Regions from separate parts of the Mus musculus genome. Here region 2 is linked to region 1. The links are chromatin contacts, found by Hi-C or POLR2A ChIA-PET in ENCODE. All regions are on one chromosome and are shown on one strand. The core of a region is the stretch at or near the end of the contact, and the rest is flanking DNA. Distances in the headings are between cores, read along the strand shown. Region 1 holds the start of Rpl12 (ribosomal protein L12). Region 2 holds the start of Hspa5 (heat shock protein 5).

Evidence for each region. Hi-C counts contacts between places; a loop is a spot of excess contacts on that map. ChIA-PET counts read pairs that join two places held with the same protein, here RNA polymerase II (POLR2A).
Region 2: a loop to region 1 is called in a map of T-helper 17 cell, with 4 times the contacts of the local background. The contact joins the promoter of Hspa5 here to the promoter of Rpl12 in region 1. A Hi-C loop is called at or near these places in 1 of 37 maps with a recorded cell type or tissue (T-helper 17 cell). POLR2A ChIA-PET finds 5 or more read pairs at or near these places in 1 of 5 experiments (embryonic stem cell).

What each region holds. Positions count from the first base shown.
Region 1 is chr2:32,959,421-32,964,601 of GRCm38, forward strand. It overlaps Rpl12 (ribosomal protein L12), which reads left to right and starts at 2,292. Exons shown (of 7, transcript NM_009076.3): 1 at 2,292-2,419; 2 at 2,629-2,702; 3 at 3,154-3,252; 4 at 3,565-3,646; 5 at 4,077-4,163; 6 at 4,321-4,433; 7 at 4,571-4,625. The coding sequence starts at 2,383. The coding sequence ends at 4,576. Lrsam1 (leucine rich repeat and sterile alpha motif containing 1) reads right to left here and starts at 2,221. Exons shown (of 26, transcript NM_199302.3): 1 at 2,142-2,221; 2 at 1,624-1,835; 3 at 97-193. The coding sequence starts at 168. Snora65 (small nucleolar RNA, H/ACA box 65) reads left to right here and starts at 3,881; the gene lies at 3,881-3,998.
Region 2 is chr2:34,769,384-34,773,846 of GRCm38, forward strand. It overlaps Hspa5 (heat shock protein 5), which reads left to right and starts at 2,707. Exons shown (of 9, transcript NM_001163434.1): 1 at 2,707-2,763; 2 at 2,846-3,063; 3 at 3,176-3,407; 4 at 3,787-3,924; 5 at 4,438-4,463. The coding sequence starts at 2,939.

The DNA.
Region 1 (5,181 bases), core at 1,042-3,541:
TCCTGCGAGGAAGGGCACTCCCAGGGCTGGGAAGGCAGAGTTACCCAGGGTGCAAAAGGGGAGCCGAGGAGCCCGAGAGAATACGCTGAGCCTTACCAGACACATCTGGTACTCCAGGCGTTTTCGAGCCTCCTCACTGGGTTTCCGCTTCCGAAAGAAGAGGGGCATCCTCCGGTGTGAGCTCTTCTGGACCCTAGAGGACGGCAGAGAGATCAGCGCCTGGGAACTTGCACTGCGTCCGACCTGCAGACAGGCAGCTCAGCAGTGCAGCAGCTGTCTGCAAGACTGTGCGTTCCATGTGGGCCGGGCTGTCTACCTCATCCAGCTGGGCCCTGAGCCCACACGACAGAGCCCAACACTTTGTTTTACTGACAAAGCAAAGCCTAGAGTAGAAAGAACAGAACACGCCAAGTACTCTGGGCTCGACCTACTTTGCCACTGCCCCTCTGCGGCGCCGGCATCACCCTCCCAGTGCTAAGCGTTTCCCCCACCAAGGGAAGATTCCCCCAGGTGCCTTCCAAGGATGTTCTCTGAAGACTCTGGACAGACTCAGCTGATGAGTCACTTCCAGCTCTGGAAATTGTCAGGATGGAACCATCAAGACCAAACTGGAGGTAGCCGTGACTTGGGGGAACTCAACTATATCAATACTAGAGAGATCTATGAGTTAAGCAAAAATCAAAATGCAATCTTCAGGCACCTTAGCAGGCTTCCAGCTACTGCTCATTTGGTTCTCCTTACAGCCCCGTGGAGAATCCGATGCTGAGTAAGGTCATTCATCTGGTGATATGACCTGGGTTGTAGAAACACCAGGCTGGGACACTTGCCTTTCAAGTCCTGATCCTGTGCCGCTTGCACGGCTCCTTGGACCTCCCAGTTTAGCCAAGTTAATCATTGTGTCCTGAATTCAGTAGCTGGCTGCCCATAGCTGGCTGCAACTTCCAGTGCTGTCTAAGGGCCAGCAATAGGAAGGACATAATCATTTGGAGGAAGTGTGTAACTCACGGCATGGGCTCTGACACCTAAGACATTAGCTGTGTCACTTTGTGTCACTGGTCGGAGCCGGTTTCCTCATTTGTAATATGGAGCAATGTTGCCAATGCTGGCCTCTGTGGGGTCAGTGACTTCATGTATGTCAGGTCTATGCCATAGACTCTGCCACAGGGTACCACACACATGACAAATGCACTCAGGTACTATTACAGTTGCTAAGGAGAAGAGGGCTGGAGGAGCCTTGCAGTAGAGGACACATGTGGTCCTGAGGGATTTCAGGTCTCCATTTGTGGGCGTGGGCTGTCAGAGGAGGTTGCTGGGCCTGCAGGGCCTGCTCAGGACTCTCCGCACTCAATTGCAGCACTCCTGAGAGACAGCTCCCTCCATCCCTATCTGATGGCCACGACTTAAATCCCTTACAGATGGCTCACTAATGACTAGCCTCCCTCGCCCCCATCCTCCAGATCTACATTTCCAAATACCTTCTTCAATGACTATCTCTGCCAATTCCCCCTCCCTCACCGTTCTCAGCAGGGCTCGTTCAGTTCTGGTTTGAACTTTCCTGATGGTCCAGCTTGGCTGGGAAGAACCACACCCATCCTTCCCTGGCAGGGCTGGCCAGCGGCTAACCTGGCTCTGTGGATGGGGAGGTCCTCCACCGATGTTCCGATTCTTGGGTGGACCTCAAGGTAGGCCAGTCACTCCGAAGACTTGGCCACAGATACAAACCATTGGCCCCCAAAAGCTGAGCTGGTGTCCGGTCTCCTTCAAACATAGAAGTGAGCACCGAAACTTTAAATTTCAGAAAGACACGCAACTCAGGATGACAAAGTCTCGAGATTCTAGAAACCAAGGAATTGCAGAATTAAAGACTCGTGATTAGACTCGAATAGTTTGTTTCTGTAACTAACATGCACATACCGCAAACAGGTTAGGAGGGTACTAGGGTGGCACTGGTACTAGGGTCGCTCAAGTCAGGTGCAGATCCCTTAGGGGAGGGGCGGGGCCCTGGGCTGGGTCCCAGGGGCTCCAGAGTCACCGTCAAGAGAAGGGAACGTGGACCAGGAACCAGGACCTCTGGTGCAGCCCTACTCTGTTGCCCAGGCAAGGTGCTCCGAACATTTACCCCTTCCGAATCCCGAGCTCACCCACAGACCAAGCTCTGCAGTCCTCTGCCGCAGACGCCTGCCCATAAGAAACAGGGCGACCAGGGTGTCGCCCAGAGACTGGGTGGGGCCAGCGGTTCTCGCGAGAGCTGAGCTTTTCCGCCTATATCCGGCGTGGGCGGAGCAGGATCCGTCTTTTCGGCTTTCGGCTCGGAGGAGGCAACGGTGCAACTTTCTTCGGTCGTCCCGAATCCGGGTTCATCCGACACCAGCCGCCTCCACCATGCCGCCCAAGTTCGACCCCAACGAGGTCAAAGTCGGTGCGTGCCCTCGCCGCGCCCGGGTGCTGTCCCGGGGCCTGGCGGGTCTCCCTTGGGCCTTGGCTGCCACGTGTGTAAGAGGGGAGGGAGCCCGACGCTCTGGCGGCCCGTGCGCCTTAGGGTAAGGCCTGGCCCGGGACATCTGAAGCCCGACGGCAGCGCGCAGGGCGGCCTGCGCCGCAGAGGTTCTGATTTTGCTTTTTCTTCAGTGTACCTGAGGTGCACCGGAGGCGAGGTCGGCGCCACATCCGCCTTGGCCCCGAAGATCGGTCCTCTGGGTCTGGTAAGTCGTCGCTCCCGAGCCGTAGACCTCTAACGTGCATGCTGTTTGGCCTGTAGATGTGTTCTGTCCCCGTGGAGGGCAGAAGAGGCCACCATGTCCCTGGTGCAGGCCGGGATGTGGGTGCTGGGACTTGGGACGCAAAGGAAAACTGAGATAACACGTGCACGGAGGCTCGTGCCACAGCCCGGTTGAGGCAGCCATTGGACTTGCTTAAATCCACTAGCCTCCGTGGGTAACGCACGGGAACCTAGTGTTTAAAGCTCCGAGGGTTCCCCATTGCAGCAGAAAGTGTTTTGCTTTGTTAGCCCTTACTGCAGAGTTGTCTTAGTGAAGAAGGATGTGGAGCCATTGTGGGCAGGCTCCTGTGGGACGGTGAGGAGGGCTGGCGGTGAGCTTGAAGGTCCTGGCTTCAACTTTGGGCACATGGTAACGAATGCTATTATTTCTACAGTCTCCGAAGAAAGTTGGCGATGACATTGCCAAGGCTACCGGTGACTGGAAGGGTCTCAGAATTACAGTGAAACTGACCATCCAGAACAGACAGGCCCAGGTATTTACATTGCTTGCTGTGGGGGGTTGAGGGAAGGGTTGAGATAGCAGCCCTCAGGAATCATGGGTCTTGGCAAAGATTTCCCTGTCCCGGTGAATCGGATTTTATCCTTGTGGGAGGGCTATACGACAGGGTTCACTGTAAGTCAGTAGTAGGTGCCAGGGTGCAGGAGTCCGCCATGCTAGGGATTCAACTCTGGAGGTGAGGCCAGCAGGAAGCACCTTAGCTAGCCGAGCTGTTTTTTCGGGGCCCTTTAGCGTGTCTGGTGGTGGTTGGTTTTCTGGGCTGTGTTCACATCAAGTCTCTTTGCAGATCGAGGTGGTGCCTTCTGCCTCAGCCCTGATCATCAAAGCCCTCAAGGAGCCACCGAGAGACAGGAAGAAGCAGAAGAACAGTGAGTCGGCCCCACTCCCTGGGTTTCCGCTGCAGTGTGCTACTCAGCTGTGTCGACCCCTTTCTTGGGACCTAGGGGTGGAATGAGATCACAGTAGGCGTCTGTTGTCTGTTCCCTTTCCTGGGTGCAGAAATGAAACAGTGCCTCAGGGGTTTAACTTTATCTGTTTCCATCCCTAAAATCGTGTTAGGGCTGCTGGTGAGGACTTGCTTGTGCCCCAGCCACCCGCCACTGCACCTGACCAGTATTGTTGGCTGGTGCAATCCAGTGGTGAGCTGACAGTGAGCCCCAGCTTTTAGGAAACAGGGCTGTCCTACATGTGGATGGCTCTGTGCCGAAAGCATGGGAACAGCCCAGCGATAGGTAAAATGGAGCCATGATCTCAGAAGACAGGGGAAGCTGTAAAAGGCCCTGTACTTGCTTTCTGCAGTTAAACACAGTGGGAACATTACTTTTGATGAGATTGTCAACATTGCCCGGCAGATGAGACACCGGTCTTTGGCTAGAGAACTTTCTGGTAAGAGCACGCTATTTTCCCTGAGTGGTGGCTGCCACTTTGCTGTTGAAGGTTCAAGATTTGGATTTTCCCATGGATCCATATTTTTTCCCTGTGTTCCTGCAATGGAACCCTGGAATTCTTTCCCCTGTGACTGAGGCCACCATTCTTACTGTAGGAACTATCAAGGAGATCCTGGGTACTGCACAGTCTGTGGGCTGCAATGTGGATGGCCGCCACCCTCATGACATCATAGATGACATCAACAGTGGTGCAGTGGAGTGCCCAGCTGTAAGTGACTGTTATATAAGGGGGAAGCAGTTAGGCTGGGGGAAAGCTGGACTTTTGTTGCTTTACTTTTGGTGTTTTACTGGGGCATTGTTAACTTATATTCCCTGTTGTGATTGACAATATTTCTTTTCCCACAGAGTTAAGAAGCAACAAGAAAATATTCCAATAAAAGACTATCTGATAACCAGTGAATGGGCTTGGCTGCTTTTTGGGGCCAGGGGAGGGTTTTGGGAGGTTCAGTATGGCTGTGGTAGCAGGATCTAGAAAGCACTGATTCAAAGTCCTGGGGTAGTACAGCCTAGAAGGAAAGGCACTTCTGTGGGCGTGGCTGGGAGGTTCAGAGCTATGAGTCTTAAGTCAGATGGATGATACACTAAAGCTTGCTCTGGATCCTCCCCATCCTGGAGGTACAGTGGGATCTCTGGCATAGCAATTGCATTAATCCTTAACATTTTCCATAAGTCTGGGGAATGTGGTTTTGGTAGATATCTACAATTAACAAAAGCTACTAAGTACAGCAGGGCATATTGAAAGAGCAGCGTAAACCTGGACCAATGGCAGTAGCAGTAACAACACAAGGGAAAATAATGCTTTGTGACCTTTGCATTTTTCCAATAAAATTGTATTTAGAGAAGCAAACCCAGTGCAATTGTTGGGGCTGCAGCAGTGACTTGAGTGGGACATCAAATGGACCTGAATTTGATTCCCAGCACTCAAGGTGGTTCACAACCATTCCAGATGGGTAATA
Region 2 (4,463 bases), core at 1,457-3,956, 1.8 Mb after region 1:
ACGTGGAGTACTAGAGGTAAGCCTGGTCTACAAGAGCCCATCTGAACCTAACCCAAACTTAAGTTAGTAAGATACTCTGTGTGTGTGTGTAAGAGAGAGCCAGAGACAGACATAGACTAGAGATTGAGAATAGAGCTGTATTTTACTTTTGAACAAGGTTTTCACTAAATTTCCCAGGCTGACCTTGAATTCACTCTGTAGTTCAGTTACACATAGAATTTGTGATCCTCTTGCCTCAGACTCTTGAATACTGGGGCTACAGGCCTGTGACACTAGGTTGGGCTTAGGCATCAAGTTTCTAAATGTTAGAAAAATTAGTTGTAAGCATTTCCTCCATTAATCAAGAGACAGAATGAGGGCTGGAGAGATGGTTTAGTAGTTATGAGCACTGATTGCTCTTCCAAAGGTCCTGAGTTCAAATCCCAGCAACCACATGGTGGCTCACAACCATCTGTAATGAGATCTGATGCCCTCTTCTGGGGTGTCTGAAGACAGCCTACAGTGTACTTACATAAAATAAATAAATAAATCTTTTTTAAAAAAAAAGAGAGACAGGATGAAACTGAAATTTGATTTTAGTGTAAACTGACTGCTGTAATATATATACAGACAAGCTTGAAATGACATGAAGTTGTAATGTGGTCAAGTAGTGATTTCCATTTTTCCCCCCTTTGAGGTAGGGTCTCAACATGTAGCCTTGGCTGTCTTTGTACTAACCAGGCTGGCCTCTAACTCAGAGAGATCCCCTGCTTCTGCCTCCTACGTGCTGAGACTAAAGGTGTGCACCAGTAGATTGGGCTTAGTGATTCTATCTTAATACTAGTCTGATGCAACCCAAAGGAAGATCAATGTTATGACAGTATTACAAGCCTGACTGAAAGAGCTGTGTGATGCAACTTCTATAGCAAGGATGGAGTTGACTGAGTCACTAATCTTTGAGGAATGAGAAAGGAAAAAAATTCCTGAACACTGATTCATAGGCTCAACATTTTAGTGACTGTGCGTGTGATGTTTTAGTAGTATTTGCACAGTGTACTTATGAAGCTCAGAATACATTTAATAGGAATACTGGAGTCATTTCCTGCCTGTAATAAATGGCCCAAGTAGCCTTCATAAGCATGTCTATAAGGACTTGGGGTGCAGAGATGGTGGACCTGAGAGTTCAAGGCCAGCCTGGTGGACATGTTGAGCTCCAGGCCTGGAGACAGATGTCAGTTGTGTAGCATGCATAGATGCAAGTCCCATGGTAGTACATGCCTATGCCTGAAGTTCTCAGCACTTGGGAGGTATAGATAGAAGAAACAGAAGTTCAAAGTCATTTGCTACACAGTTTGAAGACTGGGGGTGCATGAAATTTGTCTTTAAACAACAAAAAAGGGTGGTGGTGGTGGGAATCAATAGTATAAATTATGGAGTAAAATCAACCGGGTTATTAACTATATTCTCAGCACTTATCAATCGACCATTCTAGCTATTTAATCGCTCTTGGTCTCAATGGTCTCTTCTGGAAAATGGGAAAAATGTACCAAGACTTGAATATGAATAAATGACACATGGAAAACACATAGGAGGATCAGTAGTTATAGACCAGCTTGGGCCTGTGTACAATGCCTCTCAAAATACATAAAACAAAACAATGAAGTACATAATAAGCTCAAGTAGTAACTTGTTTTGTTTGTCCCCCAACATACTATTATAAAAGAGTAAAGCATCAGCAAGACTTTTTTGTCTGCTAAACGTCTTTAGCATTATCAGCCCTATTCCAAGAGTCGAATAGGGTGGTGTCAAGAAGGAAGAGGGAAAGAGGAAGGACTTATAAATAATAACCAGTGTCATAAATGGAAATGCTATGCTAGAACAGGTTAGCGAACAATAAGGCGCTACGAGAGAGAGAGAGAGAGAGAGAGAGAGAGAGAGAGAGAAGAAAAGATACATCTCATGGTGGAAAGTGCTCGTTTGACCATAGTACTGAATCTCCGCGGCGGAGAAAGGGAATAGGTTACAATTGGCCAGGCCAATCCTGGGACTTAACCCCGGCAAAGGGAAGATTCGAAAGGCCTGGAAAGACACATACGGCTAGCCTTGGGGTGAAGGAGAAACACGGTTAGCTGAGAAGCACCAGGATTCTCAGCGAGGCAGAATCCAGATCAGGCCCCAGCTCGAGACGTGCAGGCCGGGCGAGTAACAGGGCCTGGACTCTGGGACATCCGAGAACGTGTGGAGGCTGGGGAGGGCGATCACAGCTGAGGCCGGGCAGCTCAGGACGCGGGGAATCGAGGAGGAGAAAGGCCGCGTACTTCTTCAGAGTGAGAGACAGAAAAGGAGACCCCGAGGGAACTGACACGCAGACCCCACTCCAGTCCCCGGGGGCCTGGCGTGAGGGGAGGACCTGAACGGTTACCGGCGGAAACGGTCTCGGGGTGAGAGGTCACCCGAAGGACAGGCAGCTGCTGAACCAATAGGACCAGCGCTCAGGGCGGATGCTGCCTCTCATTGGTGGCCGTTAAGAATGACCAGTAGCCAATGAGTCAGCCCGGGGGGCGTAGCAATGACGTGAGTTGCGGAGGAGGCCGCTTCGAATCGGCAGCAGCCAGCTTGGTGGCATGGACCAATCAGCGGCCTCCAACGAGTAGCGACTTCACCAATCGGAGGCCTCCACGACGGGGCTGTGGGGAGGGTATATAAGGCGAGTCGGCGACGGCGCGCTCGATACTGGCCGAGACAACACTGACCTGGACACTTGGGCTTCTGCGTGTGTGTGAGGTAAGCGCCGCGGCCTGCTGCTAGGCCTGCTCCGAGTCTGCTTCGTGTCTCCTCCTGACCCCGAGGCCCCTGTCGCCCTCAGACCAGAACCGTCGTCGCGTTTCGGGGCCACAGCCTGTTGCTGGACTCCTAAGACTCCTGCCTGACTGCTGAGCGACTGGTCCTCAGCGCCGGCATGATGAAGTTCACTGTGGTGGCGGCGGCGTTGCTGCTGCTGGGCGCGGTGCGGGCCGAGGAGGAGGACAAGAAGGAGGATGTGGGCACGGTGGTCGGCATCGACTTGGGGACCACCTATTCCTGGTAAGTGGTATCCGTCGAAGGAGGAGGGGGTGGGGAGGAGTGGGGCGTGGCCTCCGGGGCCAGCGTGAGAAAGTGAGGTGCTGATTCCTTTTCTGTGGGGTTTCCCCGTCAGCGTCGGTGTGTTCAAGAACGGCCGCGTGGAGATCATAGCCAACGATCAGGGCAACCGCATCACGCCGTCGTATGTGGCCTTCACTCCTGAAGGGGAGCGTCTGATTGGCGATGCGGCCAAGAACCAACTCACGTCCAACCCCGAGAACACGGTCTTCGATGCCAAGCGCCTCATCGGACGCACTTGGAATGACCCTTCGGTGCAGCAGGACATCAAGTTCTTGCCATTCAAGGTCGGACCCGTTTTTTTTTTCTCATGCTAATGGGGCGGCTGGGGTGATAGGAGTATTTAGGGGTTGCCACTTGGCCAAAAACACTGTTCAAAGGACTTAAAAGAATGTGTTCGGAATTTATGTAACGGTTTTACATCTAGTCGTTTTTAGTGTGTTATAAAACATGACACACTGTTAACAATGTCTAGAAGTTGAAACAGACTAAAACTGTCGATCTATCTACAATACAGCTGTGCTCAGTTTTAGTTGTGATTTCCCCCTAAGGGACAGAGATGAATCAAGCTATGGGAGGGAGGAAATGGATTTTTTTTTTTAAATCGTTTGTGGTGTCATTGTTTCCTCTTCGGAAAAATTACCTTTAAATTACTTTATGCCATAGGTGGTTGAAAAGAAAACTAAACCGTACATTCAAGTTGATATTGGAGGTGGGCAAACCAAGACATTTGCCCCAGAAGAAATTTCTGCCATGGTTCTCACTAAAATGAAGGAGACTGCTGAGGCGTATTTGGGAAAGAAGGTGAATAACGTGTGAAACAGTGTTGAGTGTTTGATTGCTGTTGCTCCCCCTCGATGACTTGTGTAGGGAAGCCTTCATGGTTTGAAACCTTTCAATTTTTTTTTAAAGATTTATTTATTATTATACATAATTTCACTGTAGCTGACTTCAGACACACCAGAAGAGAGTGTCAGATCTCATTATGGGTGGTTGTGAGCCACCATGTGGTTGCTGGGATTTGAACTCAGGACCTTCGGAAGAGCAGTCAGTGCCCTTACCTGCCGAGCCATCTCACCAGCCCCAGAAACCTTTCAATCTTAACTTTTAGTGATTTAGTGTTTTGTGGGAGGTCAAGGTATATGCTAGTCAGCCTTTATGAGTTACCACTGCTTAATTCTAATGACAAAAGCGTATGATATAGCAGTAAACTGACTTAGAAACTGTTGTGGCTTGACTAGTTGATAAGAGTGACAGAAGTGAGAACACCATGTACTTCAATCATCTTTAAGTATGATTGCACGGTTGTCCTTCTAGGTTACCCATGCAGTTGTTACTGTACC